Linked DNA regions of Homo sapiens: region 2 is linked to region 1. A link is a loop called in an ENCODE intact Hi-C map of the cell type or tissue named here. Cell type or tissue: HCT116. All regions are shown on one strand. Links, peaks and the distances in the headings refer to the core of each region. The heading gives the core; the rest is flanking DNA.

Region 1 (7,898 bases), core at 1,479-6,478:
GGCCTCCAGTCACACTTCTAAGGGTTTGCTTTTAGTTCTCCTGGTGGTTGCCTCCAGAATTTTAAATACAACAATTGTATGTTGTTTCTCGATTTATTAACTTTGAAACTACCAGGTTCCTGTTATAACAGACAAGGAATGACTTCTTTACACTAAGCACTGCCTCTCCTCCTTACCTTTCTCCCCAAGTGTGATGGTTCTCTTATTTTTACTCCTTCTGTGAGCAGGGCCTTTACTGACAACTAGGTTGTAGGAACTGTAGCCAGAATGTGATACCCATGGAATGCTTCTGAAGGACTTAGTTCAAACTAGGGGTTAAAATAAACAGCACTATGAAACTCATGGTCTTTAAATACTTTTTTTTTTTTTTTACTGTGTTCTCTTTCTCTGAACCCGTAGGAGGAATTTCTTTTGGTGTTAGCACAGGAATGGTTGTGCTTGCCCGGAGCAGGTGGTTTATTTTATCTTGAGGACACTGCAGACCATGTAGCCAAGCACACTTCTCCTTTGGTGCTGGCTGCAAAGCTCCATGCCAGATTTGCGGGCTTGCATTTTGTGCTGGAGGATTGGATTGAAGAGGTCTCCAGTTCACCCTGACCTTATCTTTTTTTCTACTGTTATTTTGTCTTCATTTAGTTTTTCACTCTGGGTGACTGGATGGGGGAAGACAGTGCATGGGAACTTTCACTAATTCTTTTTTCTTTTCTTTTCTTTCTTTTTTTTCTTTTTTGAGACAGAGTCTGCTCTGTGGCCCAGGCTGGAGTGCAATGACACGATCTCTGCTCACTGCAACCTCTGCCTCCTGGGTTCAAGCGATTCTCCTGCCTCAGTCTCCTGAGTAGCTGGGATTACAGGCACCTGCCACCATGCCTGGCTCATTTTTTTTGTATTTTTAGTAGAGATGGGGTTTTGCCATATTGGTCAGGCTGGTCTCGAACTCCTGACCTCAGGTGATCTGCCTGCCTCAGCCTCTCAAAGTGCTGGGGTTGCAGGCATGAGCCACCATGCCCGGCCTCCTAATTCTCTTTTCAAATCCTGCTTGTCTCAGAGAAGCTATGGTTCAGCTTGAACCCCCCTCTCCTCCTAGCTTTTCCCTGCTCTGAAATGGGCCCTTTGAACTTGACATCCCTTCCCTGGGTTTTTTGTCTACATTGCATTTTCCCTCCCTTCCAGCATGGGAAGCAACCGCTCCAGAAATAGAGACAGCATGGCAGCTCGCCCTGTATAATTGGGATGATTTATTTCCCTGTTAAAGACACCAGGCTGTGTGAGGATTTACCTTGAATCCATTTAGATGTCATGGCTGAGCCTCGTAAAAAGATGCTTGGCAATTAGTGCTGCGTGGAACTGCCCCTCCTGCCCGGGCTGCACAGATTTAACAAGAGTCAGAGTGGCCAAGGAACTTTATGTTGGGATGCTCGAGTCCCCTTTTCCTGAACCCCTCATTGCCTCAGCCTGGAGGCTCAGAGTATTGGAGTGTTAGAGCCAAAAATGATGGTTGTTGGCAGCCAGCTGCCTGGGGTTTTGTACCTGCCCCTCTATCCCTCCTAAGGTCACCCATGGCCTGTCCCAGTGGTACCCCTAACAGAGCCAGGGTTGTGCTAGCTCACTCCTTATGCATATATACATATTTATTATTATTATTATTATTATTATTATTATTATTATTGAGATAGAGTCTCGCTCTGTTGCCCCGGCTGGAGTGCAGTGGCGCAATCTCAGCTCACTGCAACCTCCGCCTCCTGGGTTCAACTGACTCTCCTTCCTCAGCCTCCCGAGTAGCTGGGATCACAGGCATGCACCACCATGCCTGGCTAATTTTTGTGTTTTTAGTAGAGACAGGGTTTCACCATGTTGGCCAGGCTGCATCCATATATTTTTTAAAGCAGCCCAAGCCCTTCTTCCCTTTTATTTACTGAAATTGTGTAGCACCCTAGTGCACATTTGAGGTGAAGTGGGTCTTCCCTGGCTGGAGCGAGGATGGGGGCACCAAAGGCTCCCCTGCTGACTCCTCTGCTCTTGGGGTCTCCCTCCCCTCCTTCCAAATATGCCACTTTGTAGACAGTTTCCTTATTTTCGCTTACTTTCTTAGAGGATTCTGAGAGACCTGTGGATTTTTAGAAGTGAGAAGGGCCTTGGAATTCAGCACTGCTTCCTTTTCTCTATGATAAAGAGTTCAGAAATGTTCAATCTCCCCCAGGACCCCATTGCAGCCTTCTTTTCAGAGTTCAGTGGTAACAGTCCTGGCTGTGTTCGGGGAACCCTGACGCTTACTGCTTCAGTCCCCTGTGGTAAGGAAGGCTTGCAAACCATTTGAGGAAACTGTCCAGAAAGCCTCCCCTGCCTCCTTCCTTCCTTTCTTCATTCATCAGTGAACTCAGTGAACCTTTATTGACTGTCTGCAGCATGCAACCATGGCTGCTGGCTGCTGTGGACAAGGAAACTTGGCCCTTTGTGTCCCAAGAGCTTACAAGCTCATCGTCCACCTGGGACACACATGCCATACTCCCACCTAAGGAAGGCCTTTGATGATAAGAGCTACTGAGTTGGTGTTGATCATGAGTGTGCCTCAGAAAACATGCTGGGCCAGTTCTTCTCTATCAGTGATCTGGTCATTGTGGGGAGGGCTACCTGCTTAGCAGAAGTGGGGGTAGCTGAACCCATGTGCTCTTGTGAGTTTGCGTGTAGAGCTCTCCCGGCGAGCTCAGGCTGAACTCACCCTGAGATCTCAGTCTCCTGGTCTGGTGGATTGTCCCTTTGGGGTCTTCTCCATGCACACCAGAGCTTTACCACCTTCCAAGGAATTAAGTGGGAACCACATGTTTTCACAGACCCTGATCAGTCTCTGCTGATGCCCAGTAGAGGTCCTTTGTCAAGTTTGTGACATTATTTCATAACTGGGGAGCCACTCAAGATTTTCTAGGTTGATCTGATAGGCTCCTTGCAGCCTCTGGACCCCCTCTTTTTGTAGGGACACTGGGGTTGCTTTGGCTTGTATGACACGGCTCTTCTGCCCTGACCTCAGCTCCCTCCAGTATCATTATCTGTGATGCGTTCCCGTGAGCTGGTGGCTAAGTAATGTCTCTTCCAAGATTCCTCTTCCTCCTCCCTGGAAATGCCTAGGACTGAACCAAATCACTCTGAGATTATACCTGACCCATGGCAGGATCTGCCAGAATTATTTCTTCCACATGCCACCCTTCAAGGTGTATTAATGAATAAGCTTTGGTCTGAAATCAGAATTCTGCACCTCCCAGCAGTTCCTAGTGATTTTAACAGCTTGTACAACCCCAATTTCTTCCCTTTTCATGCCATGTTTCATTCCCTACCCTACCTTTGGCTTTCACTCAAACTCTGTCACCATTCTTTCTGCCGATTGAGGAAGCCCAGAACAAACCCAGATTCCTTAACAATGGTTCGGTAACAGAGACCATGCCAAGGATCGGGAATGCCGGGTGAAAATGAAGGAGACATAATCCTGGCCTTCAGAGTTGCAGGGGGACACTCATAGACCCCGCTTATCTCCCCAGATATGATCAGTGCTGTCATGCACACATTCCAGGCTGATTAGCTAATGACTGTGGACGGGACTCCTGCACTGCCAAAAATGAGTCACACAGTTCCAGGTATGGACAACAGTGAGCATGCTTTGTTGCCATGGGAACACGAACATGTATTCATCTCAATGCAGAAAGAATTCACTTCCACTCCTCCAGGGTAAGGATGTTTCCTACACCATTCCTCAGGCACCAAGGCTGCTCCTCACCCCCACCCTCTGCGCCCCCATTCATGGTCGCGCCTGCCTGGGTGGGTGCCCTGGCTCAGTGTACACAGTTGACCCCCCTCAATATGTTGTAGGTGCAGCCAACATCCAGTCATGCCTCTGACACCTCATTGAAGTCTCAGTGACTGATTGTTTCTTGAGGCGAGGCAGGAGGATGAAGTGACAAGAGCTAGGCTTTTTCAAGTTAGACAGATTTGGCTCCAATTCTGGCTCTGTCACTCAGGAGCTCTGCCACCTTGGGAAAACATTTTTCTTGCTCAGCGTCAGTGTCTTCATAGGTAAATTGGGATAATCCCTATGTTACTAGGCTGTTGGAAGGACTAAATTAAAATGTGTCAAAGTGCTTGTCACATCACTCAGTAAGGGATGGTTCCTCTTTCTTTCTTTCTTTCTTTCTTTTTTTTTTTTTTTTTTGAGACGGAATCTCGCTCTGTCGCCCAGGCTGGAGTGCAGTGGCACGATCTTGGCTCACTGTAAGCTCTGCCTCCCGGGTTCATGCCATCCTTCTGCCTCAGCCTCCTGAGTAGCTGGGACTACAAGCGCCCGCCACCATGCCTGGCTAATTTTTATTTTTTTTGGTATTTTTAGTAGAGACGGGGTTTCACCGTGTTAGCCAGGATGGTCTCAGTCTCCTGACCTCGTGATCCGCCCGCCTCGGCCTCCCAAAGTGCTGGGATTACAGGCGTGAGCCACTGCGCCCGGCTGGTATGGTTCCTCTTTCATTCTGTCTCCCAGCAGGCCTAGGGGATGGAGGTGGGGAAATCGAGATCCTGAGAAGTTGGCTTCGTGGCTGACACTCCCAAGGACAGGTGTCCACACTCCAGAACTCTGGGCTGTGGGCTTGGTCTCCCTTGGGCTGGTTGGGTGATGTGTCACTCAGGGTTCTTTGATTATAAATATTAGAAACTGATTCTGGCTGATGTAAGCCAAGTGGAATTTATTGCAAAGACACTGGAAGGTTATAGACTGGGCAGAGACCGGGGAAACCTCCTGAAAACAGATAGAAACCAAGGTGCTCAGCAGTGTGAGGCCAGGAAGTAGGAATAATAAGAACAGTCTTATAGCAAAAACAGCATGGTCAGGCCTGTGGGTCAGGATGGATGACTTCCATGCATCCCTTTCTTGCTCCTCTTACCCATAATTTAAAGTATCAGCACGAAGTGTCCTGAGGGGGCCATCGGTCACACACCTGTACCCTGTGAAGGAGCCACCGGGGACCGCTTGGCGTTTGTTGTGGAGAGCTGGCACCTGGATTAATAGCCCTACAGAGAAAGTGCCCAGCAGGGGAGAGAGAATCCCCTTAAAAAAGAGCGGGCTGCTATTAAGATATAGGGAAAGGGGCCGGGCACGGGGGCTCACGCCTGTAATCCCAGCATTTTGGGAGGCCGAGGCACGTGGATCACCTGAGGTCAGGAGTTCAAGACCAGCCTGGCCAACATGGTGAAACCCCATCTCTACTAAAAATACAAATATTAGCCAGGTGTGGTGGCAGGTGCCTGTAATCTCAGCTACTTGGGAGGCTGAGGCAGGAGAATCACTTGAACCTGGGAAGCAGAGGTTGCAGTGAGCTGAGATTGCACCATCGCACTCCAGCCTGGGGGACAAGAGCGAGACTTTGTCTCAAAAAAAAAGATAAAGGGAAGGGATACTGGGCAGCTGAAATAACAGGTATCTGCTGTAGTGATCTTGGACAAATCTCACTTGGGGCCTCTTTTCTGAAAAAGAGACGCCAGGACCAGCTGATCTCAACGGACCCTTTGACTTCTAATAGGACCACTATGATTATTAAATAGACAACTCTACCACTGGGAAGAAATGAATTAACATTGTAAACCACCTTAGTTTTTTATTCTCCCCCTAAAAATTCCTGCCCCCACCAATATAGGCCATTGATAACCCATATTTTTAAAGTCTGTTTATATTTATTTTTATTTTTTTGAGATGGAGTCTCGCTCTATTGCCCAGGCTGGAGTGCAGTGGCATGATCTTGCCTCACTGCAAATTCCACCACCCAGGTTTAAGCAATCCTCATGCCGCAGCCTCCCTGTGAGAGCAGCAGGAGGCAGCCAATGCCTAGGTAGGCAGGGGCAGGTCCCTGTGAAACCTCACCTCCAGGCCGAAGACAGCTTAAATCCTGAAAGCCAAGCTACCATTTAAATCCTTGGACCAGACTGAGAACTTGTCTTCCTGTTTGGTGTGCTTTCCTCTGATTGATCCCTACCCTTCACCTATTTTATGTATACCTACCCTTTCCTAATTGGTTTTCTGTACTGCCAGGCCCACTTCTGCGTGGTGTCTTTGCTTTAACCTTTTTTGCATACTCACAAACCAATCAGCATGCACTCCCCATTCTGAGTCCATAAAAGGCCCTGGACCCAGCCACATGGGGGACTTTCCTGCCTTCAGGTAGGGGGACCACCCCTGTGTCCCCTCTGTATTTAAAGCTGTTTCATCATTCAATAAAATTCTTCTCTGTCCTCCTCACACTTCAATGTTCAGTGCATCCTCATTCTTCTTGGATGTGGGACAAGAACTTGGGAATCAGTGCACAAGCCAGACTTGGCCTGGGAAGGCCAACTGGGCAGGGCACCTCCTGCGGCAGATAGCATGCCCTGGGCAAGGCCTCTGGCATCGCCAGCCAGAAGTCCCTGACTGGCAAAGGGACCGAGAAAAATCCTGCATCACCGAGTCACTGGGATTACAGGCGTGCACCACCACACCCAACTAATTTTTGTATTTTTAGTAGAGACAGGGTTTTACCATGTTGGCCACGCTGGTCTTGATCTCCTGACCTCAAGTGATCCACCCATCTCAGCCTCCCAAGTGCTGGGATTACAGGCATGAGCCATCACACCTGGCCTAAAGTCTGTTTAATTTTTAATAAAATATTTAAGTCTACAGAAAATTACAGAGATGTTAACAAATGTATCTGCCATTCGTATTTTTAAAATCAACTTTACTGAGCTATAATTTCTCATGAAATTTATTACATGCGTACAGGCCAATGAGTTGACAAATGTATACACCCTTGCAACCACTACTTGAATTAGTCAGTGTGTAAGACATCTTCCCAGAAAGCTCTCCTTTGCCCCTTTGCAGTCAGTTTCTCTCCTCTGTACCCACTCATCTCTCCAGGTCACTTCTGAATCTGATTTCTATCCTCTAGGTTAGTTTTGTTTGTTCTAGAGTTTCACAGAAATGTGTCATGCAGTATGTACTCTTGAATGTGGCTTCTTTTGCACAGGATAATGTCTGACATTCATCCTCATTGTTGTACCAATGGTTCACCCCTTTTTATTGCTAATGAGAATTCCATTAGTTGAATTTACTGCAATTTGCTTATCCTTTTGTCAATTGATGGACATTTAGGTTGCTTCCATGATTTAGCTATTATGAATAAATCTGCTGTGAACATTTGTGTATAGGTTTTTCGGACACATTTTCACTTTTCTGGCATAAGTACGTAGGAGTGAAATTGCTGGATCATATGGTAAGCATGCATTTAACTTTATAAGAAATGGCAAAACTATTTTCCGAAGTCACTGCTTCAATTTCCTCATCACAGCAGCGTATGAGCTTCTGTTGTTCTACCTCCTTGCCAGCATTAACAAAAATTCTTTTAGCCATTCTAGGGAGTATGATGTAGTTTCCCATGGTGCTTTTATCTTGTATTTTCCTGAAGGTTGATGATGCTGAACATTTTTCATGTGCTTATTACCATCTCTGGATTTGACAAGTATTAACATTGGCCACATGTCAGTCAGAAATAACACATTATTTGACATTAAAAATCCTGTGTGTTCTTCCAATTCCTTTCCCTTCTTTCCTTCTCTTCCTGGAGGCAACCACTGTTCTGGGGTTGGTATGTGTTTCCCATGAGCATGTTTAAAATCTTTATTAACGTGTGTATATCCAAAATACTGTTTAGCAATGTCTTGTTTTGAAACTTACATGAGATGTGCCATACGATATTTATACCTTGGTAATTTACTTTTTTCACACAATGTGTTTTTGAGTTTTTTTCGTGTTGGTGCATGTAGAGCTAGTTCATCTTAACTGCTGCGTACTGTTCTAGCATGTGCATGGGCCACCTTTATCTCCATTGGTGGACACT
Region 2 (7,898 bases), core at 1,190-6,189, 140 kb before region 1:
ATCTCTACTAAAAATACGAAAAATCAGCCAGGCATGGTGGTGGGCGCCTGCAGTCCCAGCTACTTGGGAGGCTGAGGCGGGAGAATCGCTTGAACCCAGGAGGAGGAGCTTGCGGTGAGCCAAGATCGCGCCACTGCACTCCAGCCTGGGCAACAGAGCAAGACTCCATCTCAAAAAAAAAAAAAAAAAAAAAAAAAAAACAACCATCAGGTCTCATGAGACTTATCCACTACACAAGAACAGTGTGGGGGAAACTGGCCCCATGATTCAGCTATCTCCACCTGGCCCCACCTTGACACGTGGGGATTACTCCAATTCAAGGTGACATTTGGGTGGAGACACAACCAAACCATATCAGGAATAAACTATAGGAAGGAAGAAAACCATGGGGTTCTGGCCGGGCACAGTGGCTCACACCTGTAATACCAGCACTTTGGGAGGCCAAGGCAAGAGGATCAACTGAGGTCAGTAGTTCAAGACCAGCCTGGCCAACATGGCAAAACCCCATCTCTACTAAAAGTACAAAAATTAGCCGGGTGTGGTGGCAGGCGCCTGTAATCCCCCAGCTACTCGGGCGGCTGAGGCAGGAGAATCACTTGAACCTGGGAGGTGGAGGTTGCAGTGAGCCGAGATCATGCCACTGCACTCCAGCCTGGTGACAGAGCGAGACTTCATCTCAAAAGAGATGGAGACTCCATCTCAAAAAGTAATAATAATAATAATGAAGCTCTAAGTTAAGTGCTTAGGAGGGCATGGAGCTGGTCACAGAGAGGGCTGGGCAGAGCCAGAGACAGCTTTCCTGAGGAACCCACTTAAGGATGGAGATTAAGAGTTATGAGTTATGTGCCAGGCAGGGGCACTGAAGGAAGGCCAGGAAGGCCTGGGCATCAGCAGCCAGAGTGCACAGGGCTGGCTGACAGGCAGATGTCCTGTGCTGGTGAAGATGCTGAAATCGTGACTCATGGGAAGCCTACTCTTTCTCATGGGGGACTGGGGAAGTGTGTCTGTCAAGGCTCAGCCTGGAAAGTAAATGCCACTCCAGGTATTTAGGAGACCAAAACGTTTATTAGAGGGAAATAGAGGCTTGGAAAGTGGCAGTCAGGAGGGCTGCTTCAAGAAATGACAGAGCATGGGCATCCCGAGGAAGGGTCTCATGACATTCTCAGCAGCTAGTGGCACCAGTGAAATGGGTGAGCTCAGGAAGGTGACTCGGGAATGATGAATGTTGCTGCCAAGCGAATTCAGTGCTGCTGGATAATGATGGCTTCTTCTGCTCTTCTCTCTTCCAAATGCCATGCCAGTGCCTCGCAAGGTACAATCTAACTCAGCGCCATACTGGCAAAGCATCTGGGGGCACAAAGCCCCTGAGCTTGATGTTCCTGCATGTCTTGGATCATAGCCAGGGCCAGGACTAGGGTGGAGTGCAGGAGGCTCCTAGGGTGTAGAATGTAAGGAGACACTCTCAAGTGGCCCCTACACTTGCATGACCCTGAGAGTAACTGGCTCCTGAAAGCTTGCACCCTAGTCCCAGACCTGTATAAGATGAATTTGGAACTGCATTCTGACTGGTGGTGGCAACCCTCAGCAAAAACTTCTGGGTCAAGAAAGGATCTATGGAGAGAGCCATGTCTAAGCTAAGACTAGAGTTACCTGGGTGGAGGGAAGATGTATTCCAAGAAAAGATAATAGCATGTAGAAAATCCTAGAGACCTTCGGCCGGGCACGGTGGCTCACACCTGTAATCCCAGCACTTTGGGAGGCTGAGGCAGGCGGATTGCTTGAGCTCAGGAGTTTGCGACCAGCCTGCGCCACAGGGTGAAACCGCGTCTCTACTAAAATACAAAAAAATTAGCCGGGCGTGGCGGCGGGCGCCTGTAGCCCCAGCTACTTGGGAGGCTGAGGCAGGAGAACTGCTTGAGCCTGGGAGGCGGAGGTGGCAATGAGCCGAGATTGTGCCACTGCACTCCAGCCTGGGTGACAGAGTAAGACTCCATCTCAAAAAAAAAAAAAAAAAAAAAAGAAAGAAAAGAAAATCCTAGAGACCTTCAAGCGCCTGGCTCAGTAGCAGGATTGAATGACAGAAGTCATTGTAACAAGATGATGAGTTCTTCTAGCATTTGCTTGTGTCTTCTAAATGTTTTGGGTACAGACTGGTATTCTTCTGGGTCCTGGTGAGTGACACCGTGGGATTGCAGAACCACACGCTAACCATGAAGAATTGGGTGGAGCAAGGTAAAGTTGAAGGAGACCCATCAGTTCCAGAAAAAATGGCTCAGGCTACAGCCTGACGGGGCTACAAGGCTACAACCAGGGACTCTCAGCCTCAGTTAGAGCAGAAATGAGGAAAAATGGGAGACAGAAGATGCTTTTTATATACGAGAGGGGGTTCAATTCTGTGGTACCAACCACTTCTTTTTTTTTTCTTTCTTTCTTTGTTTTTTCTTTCTTTCTTTTTTTTTTCCAGACAGTTTCGCTCTTATGGCCTAGGCTGGAGTGTGATGGCGTGATCTCGGCTCACCACAACCTCCGCCTCCCGGGTTCAAGCGATTCTCCTGCCTCAGCCTCCTGAGTAGCTGGGATTATAGGCATGCGCCACCACGCCCGGCTAATTTTGTGTTTTTAGTAGAGATGGGGGTTTCTCCATGTTGGTCAGGCTGGTCTCAAACTCCTGACCTCAGGTGATCAGCCCACCTTGGCCTCCCAAAGTACTGGGATTACAGGCGTGAGACACTGTGCCCGGCCGGTACCAACCATTTCTAATCATGATTACTAAACACCACCCTGGTCCAGCGCACCCTAATCTCTCACTTGCATCAGAACAACAGCCTCTTAATGGCCTCCCCACCTCTGCCCCTGCCCTCTACTGCAGGGGTCCCCAACCCTCGGCCCCGGACCAGTACCAGTCCATGGCTTGTTAGGAACTGGGCTGGCCACGCAACAGGAGGTGAGCAGTGAGCAAGCCAGCGAGGCTTCATCTGCCAGGGCTTCTGATTTTGCAAGAGAAATCACATGTCTGGATTTTTATGTCAAATCCAACGCTTATGTATTGGCAAGTAAAGTTTTTCTTTAACATGGAGCTGGCCAAATAAATTAGAGGCACCAAATCTCTCATTTGTGGCCCCTGGTTTTGTGGAAAGGAGTGGTGCCACATTTGGAAAGTGGACTCCAAAGTCTGATGATGAGGCCCTAAGAGTCTTGCGTGGAGTGGGGGTGGGAGGTGGGGCCCGCAGCCCCCAACCTGGGCCTCTGGTTTACATGCCCGGCCACGGCCACTAGGGGGAGCTCAAGGCTTCCTCCCCTCTGATCACACCTGGGCAACTCTGCATCCCCTAGGAGCCAACAGCCAGGAACTCAGTCGCTCTGCAGGGCGAGGGGAGGTGCACAAGCAAAGTGGCCCAAGACTCTCAGGCCCACATGGCAACTTCTCTTTGGACTTCCCTTGGGATTTCTCTTGGGAGCTCCCTGTGTTGGAATTGTTCTGGCTCCTCTAGTTGTATTCCTGCCTCTCAGACCCTTGGTATCCAGATGCACTTGAGCAGCGTCCACCTGCAATAGCCAAGCAGGAACAGGCCAGGAGGAGAGGAAGGGAGCAGGAAGGCCCAAGCTGGGGTTATGACCAGAAGCTTCAGCACACACACTGGGGAGGACTGAATATCTGTTTCCTTAACCAACATTGGAGGACAGGCAGCTTATCAAGAATAGGGGGACTTGGAGGTGGGCGCACTGGCTCACACCAGTAATCCTACCACTTTGGGAGGCAGAAGTGGGCAGATCATCTGGGGTCAGGAGTTCAAGACCAGCCTGGCCAACATGTCGAAACTCCATCTTTACTGCAAATATAAAAATTAGCCAGGCGTGGTGGTGCATGCCTGTAGTCCCAGCTACTCGAGAGGCTGAGGCAGGAGAATTGCTGGAATCTAGGAGGCAGAGGTTGCAATGGGCTGAGATCATGCCACTGCACTCCAGCCTAGGCAACAGAGCAAGACTCCTTCCCAGGCAACAGAGCAAGACTCCTTCCCAAAAACAAAAACAACACCAAAAAAAGAATAGTGGGACTTGGCGACCGGGACTACTATGATCTGAATGTTTGTGCCTCTCCAAAATTCATGTGTTGAAACCTAACCCTCAATGTGTTGGTATTAAGAGGTGGGGCCTTTAGGAGGTGATTAGGTGATTAGGAGGTGAATGAGGTTGGTGCCTTTATAAAAGAGACTTGAAGGAGCTTGTTCGCCTTCCTCACCATATGAGGAAACACAGAAGGTGCCTTCTATGAGGGATGGGCCCTCACCAGACACTGAGTCTACTGGCACCTTGATCCTGGGCTTCCAGCCTCCAAAATGTGAGACAGAAACATCTTTTGTTTATAAATTACTCAGTCTGTGGCATTTTGTGACAGAGACTTGAACAGGCTAAGACATGGCCCAGTATCCTCTGTCTCATAGTTACTAATGCTCTCAGGAGGGAGGTGGTATCTCTGTTTTTGTAGACAAGGACAACAGACTTGGAGAAATGACAAACCCAAGGCCACATAGCTGTGAGTGGTGGGATTTCGTTGGAACCCAGGGCTGTGTTATGCAGGAAACTGCGTTCTGTCTACTCCACAGCTCAGCCCAGGAAAGAATGCCTAAGTGAACCATAAAAGCACAGGGTCACACCCGTGGTACTAGAAGGGAACTTTAAAGTCACTGAATTTGATGTCCCTTCAGACCTGACACCCTTCTTTATTGCTTCTAACTATTGGTCACTAGTGAAAACTCTCATGAATAAAACCAGCAAGGTTTCCCTCCCCTCCTGGCTGTCACCCACTTGGATTAGAATTTTTGTCTCTCTCTGTCTCTCCCCAGCCTGTGGGGCCTGACCACTGATAGCTTTGTCCCCTCTCCTTGAGAAGGTCTGCTCTGTGTTTGACTAAAGACCCCATTACAGAAATGAAACCCTCCTAGCTTCTCTAACAATGCATCTTTTATTTAAAAAGACCCCATTTAGCAAAAAGACCCTATGCTGGGATTTGAATCAAAGATCAGGAGAAGCAGAAGCCGGGAGCAAAAATGATGCGCTCCTTTGTTGTCGATCAGAGCCAGGCCCAGGAGGAGCATGTTAAAGAAAGGTTGTCAGGCCACAACTTTGGGGCACCTTGAACCAGCTTCCCTGCAAAGGTTCTCCGGACATTGTTCTGAGAAAGAGTGAGCTGCCCCCCAGCTTCCTCTCCTCACCAGCTGCAGACTGGCATCCCTGTCTCCCGGAGCTCTCTGGTTCCTTTGGTCTCCTCTTGTCTGCTTGGCCAAAAGAGACATCACTCACTGGTGCCATGAAGTCAGAGCAACAACAGGCCTGTGCAGATGTGCAGAGGGTGGGCGGTGCACGTGGGGGTGGGGAGCAAGCCTGGGTGTCATCAAAGCTGATGCTGATATGAGATTTAGTTCCTCTCTCCCACTCACTTCATTTGCACACTTTAACGCAACTTGCTGAATTACATGAGTTCAGTTGATAAGCCCTCCCTCCAGAAAGTCTTCCAAGAGAAAGCTACTCACTGTGAATGCACTAATCAGATCCAGCAAGAAGTTATTACAGCACCTTTCCCTGAAATGCGATAATCCCGTTTCTAATTTACTTATTATGCAATAAGAAAATGCCTTCGTTAATTTCATGAGAAAAGCACATTAACCTACTTACAGATCTCATGTTTCTTCATGAAATCATGAATAGCATCAGTTCCCTTTAATAAATGGAATGCTTAAAGAAAATCAAGAATAATTACTTTGTTTATTAACATTTGGTGATTCACATTTCAAAAGCAATTTCAATAAATACAGTGTGAATCTGAAATGGGGCCTTAAGCTAGTGATCCGCATGGAGTAAAACAATGTTCCTTTGAACCCGGGGCAATTTAAAATTCGTGTTTTCTAAGGTGTGTGTATCACCAATGTATGCACCAGTGATTCAAATTATGTCCAAGAATCCAAGGTTATGGTGAATGCATCCATTTTTTTTGTGTTTACTCTTCAAGGACAAGTGTTTTTGTGTTTACTCTTCAAGGACAACAGGAACCTGCCTGGAGTGCATGGTCCTTTTTTTTCTTTTTCTTTTTCTTTCTTTCTTTTTTTTTTTTTGAGATGGACTCTTGCTTTGTCACCCAGGCTGCAGTGCAGTGGTGCGATCACGGCTCACTGCAACCTCCACCTCCAGGGTTCAAGCCATTCCTCTTGCCTCAGCCTCCCAAGTAGCTGGGACTACAGACGCGTGCCACCACGCCCAGCTAATTTTTGTATTTTTAATAGAGACGGGGTTTCACCATGTTGGTCAGGATGGTCTCGATCTCTTGACCTCGTGATCTGCCTGCCTCAGCCTCCCAAAGTGCTGGGATTACAGGCGTGAGCCACTGCACCCGGACTGCATGGTCCTTTTCTCTGCACACCCCACTCCTCCCACATCTTCAGTGAGCTGGAGGCAGAAGCAGAGAGCAGACTCTTTTCTTTGATGATCGCTGGAGACCTTTGGGATATGGATTCTGGCAACACAAGTCTTATTTCTTCACCTGCTCTGTGCTTTCCAAACTTCCTCTGCCACTGTGGTAGGCTGAATAGTGCCCTCCTAAAAGCTGCCCATGTCCCAATCCCTGGAGCCTGAGAATGTGTTACCTTGTTTGGCAAAAGAATAAACAAGAAAAAAAAAAAAAGACTTCGGAGATGTGATTGCATTAAGGATCTTGAGATGGGGGATTATCCCGGATTATTCAGGTGGTCCTAAGTGCCATCACAGGTATCCTTATAAAAGGGAAGCAGGCTGGTTTTGGTAGCTCACACCTGTAATCCCAGCACTTTGGGAGGCCGAGGCAGGCAGATCACTTGAGGTCAAGAGTTTGAGACCAGCCTAGCCAACATGGCGAAACCCCGTCTCTACTAAAAATACATGTAGTAATCTCAGCTAGTCAGGTGGCTGAGGCACAAGAATTGCTTGAAGCCAGGAGGGGAAGGCTGCAGTGAGCCAAGATTGTGCCACTGCACTCCAGCCTGGGTGACAGAGTAAGACTCTGTCTCAAAAAAAATAAAAACAAACAAAACACACACACACACACACACACACACAAAAGAAGCACAAAAAAACAGGGAAGCAGAGATATATTTGTATACACACAGAAGGAGAGGAGTTGATGTGACCATGGAGGGAAAGATTCAAGTGATGGGGCCACAAGCCACAGAATGTGGGCAGCCTCCAGAGAAGCTGGAAGAGGCAAGGGAAAGGGTCCTCCCCTAGAGCCTTCAGAAGGAACACAGACCTGTTAGCACCTTAATTCCAGCCCAGTGAAACTGATTTTAAAGTTCTGGCCTCCAGAACTGTAAGAAAATAAATATGTGTTATTTTAAGTCACCAAGTTTGTAGTGAGTTATTACAGAACCACAGGAAACAAACAAAGCCATCTTCATGATTTCTGCCGTATCTGTGTACCAATAGCATTTTTGTTTACTGACATGTTTCTTTCAATCAAGTCTGAGCTAACATAGCTATCTATTTTCGCTTTGTCCTAGCAATAATATTCGTGAATCATACAAGTTCACTATACATAAAATAAATATTCAATTTAACTCATTTATTTATTATTTTATTTTATTTTTTTGAGATGGGAGTTTCTCTCTTGTTCTCCAGGCTGGAGTGCAATGACACGATCTCGGCTCACCGCAACTTCCACCTCCCGGGTTCAAGCGATTCTCCTGCCTCAGCCTCCCGAGTAGCTGGGATTACAGGCATGCACCACCACACCCAGCCAATTTTGTATTTTCAGTAGAGATGGGGTTTCTCCATGGTGGTCAGGCTGGTCTCAAACTCTGGGCCTCAGGTGATCCACCTGCCTTGGCCTCCCAAAGTGCTGGGATTACAGGCGTGAGCCACCTTGCCCGGCT

What was found. Peaks named below come from ENCODE experiments on the same cell type or tissue, not always from the same donor. Only the 100,000 strongest peaks of a DNase experiment are listed, where the experiment ranks them.
Region 2: it touches region 1 in a loop (2.5-fold over the local background); 1 of 110 quality-filtered maps calls a loop at or near these places.

What each region holds. Positions count from the first base shown.
Region 1 is chr17:10,081,992-10,089,889 of GRCh38, reverse strand. All of the region lies in intron 1 of GAS7 (growth arrest specific 7), which reads left to right. Among named protein-coding and RNA genes, the nearest start is that of GAS7, 110 kb to the left of the region's middle. In HCT116, for the core only: no CTCF peak of the experiment used is centred there; a DNase peak (open chromatin) is centred at 3,619.
Region 2 is chr17:10,222,423-10,230,320 of GRCh38, reverse strand. No RefSeq gene overlaps it. Among named protein-coding and RNA genes, the nearest start is that of GAS7, 28 kb to the right of the region's middle. In HCT116, for the core only: a CTCF peak has its summit at 3,266 (motif pointing right); a DNase peak (open chromatin) is centred at 3,300.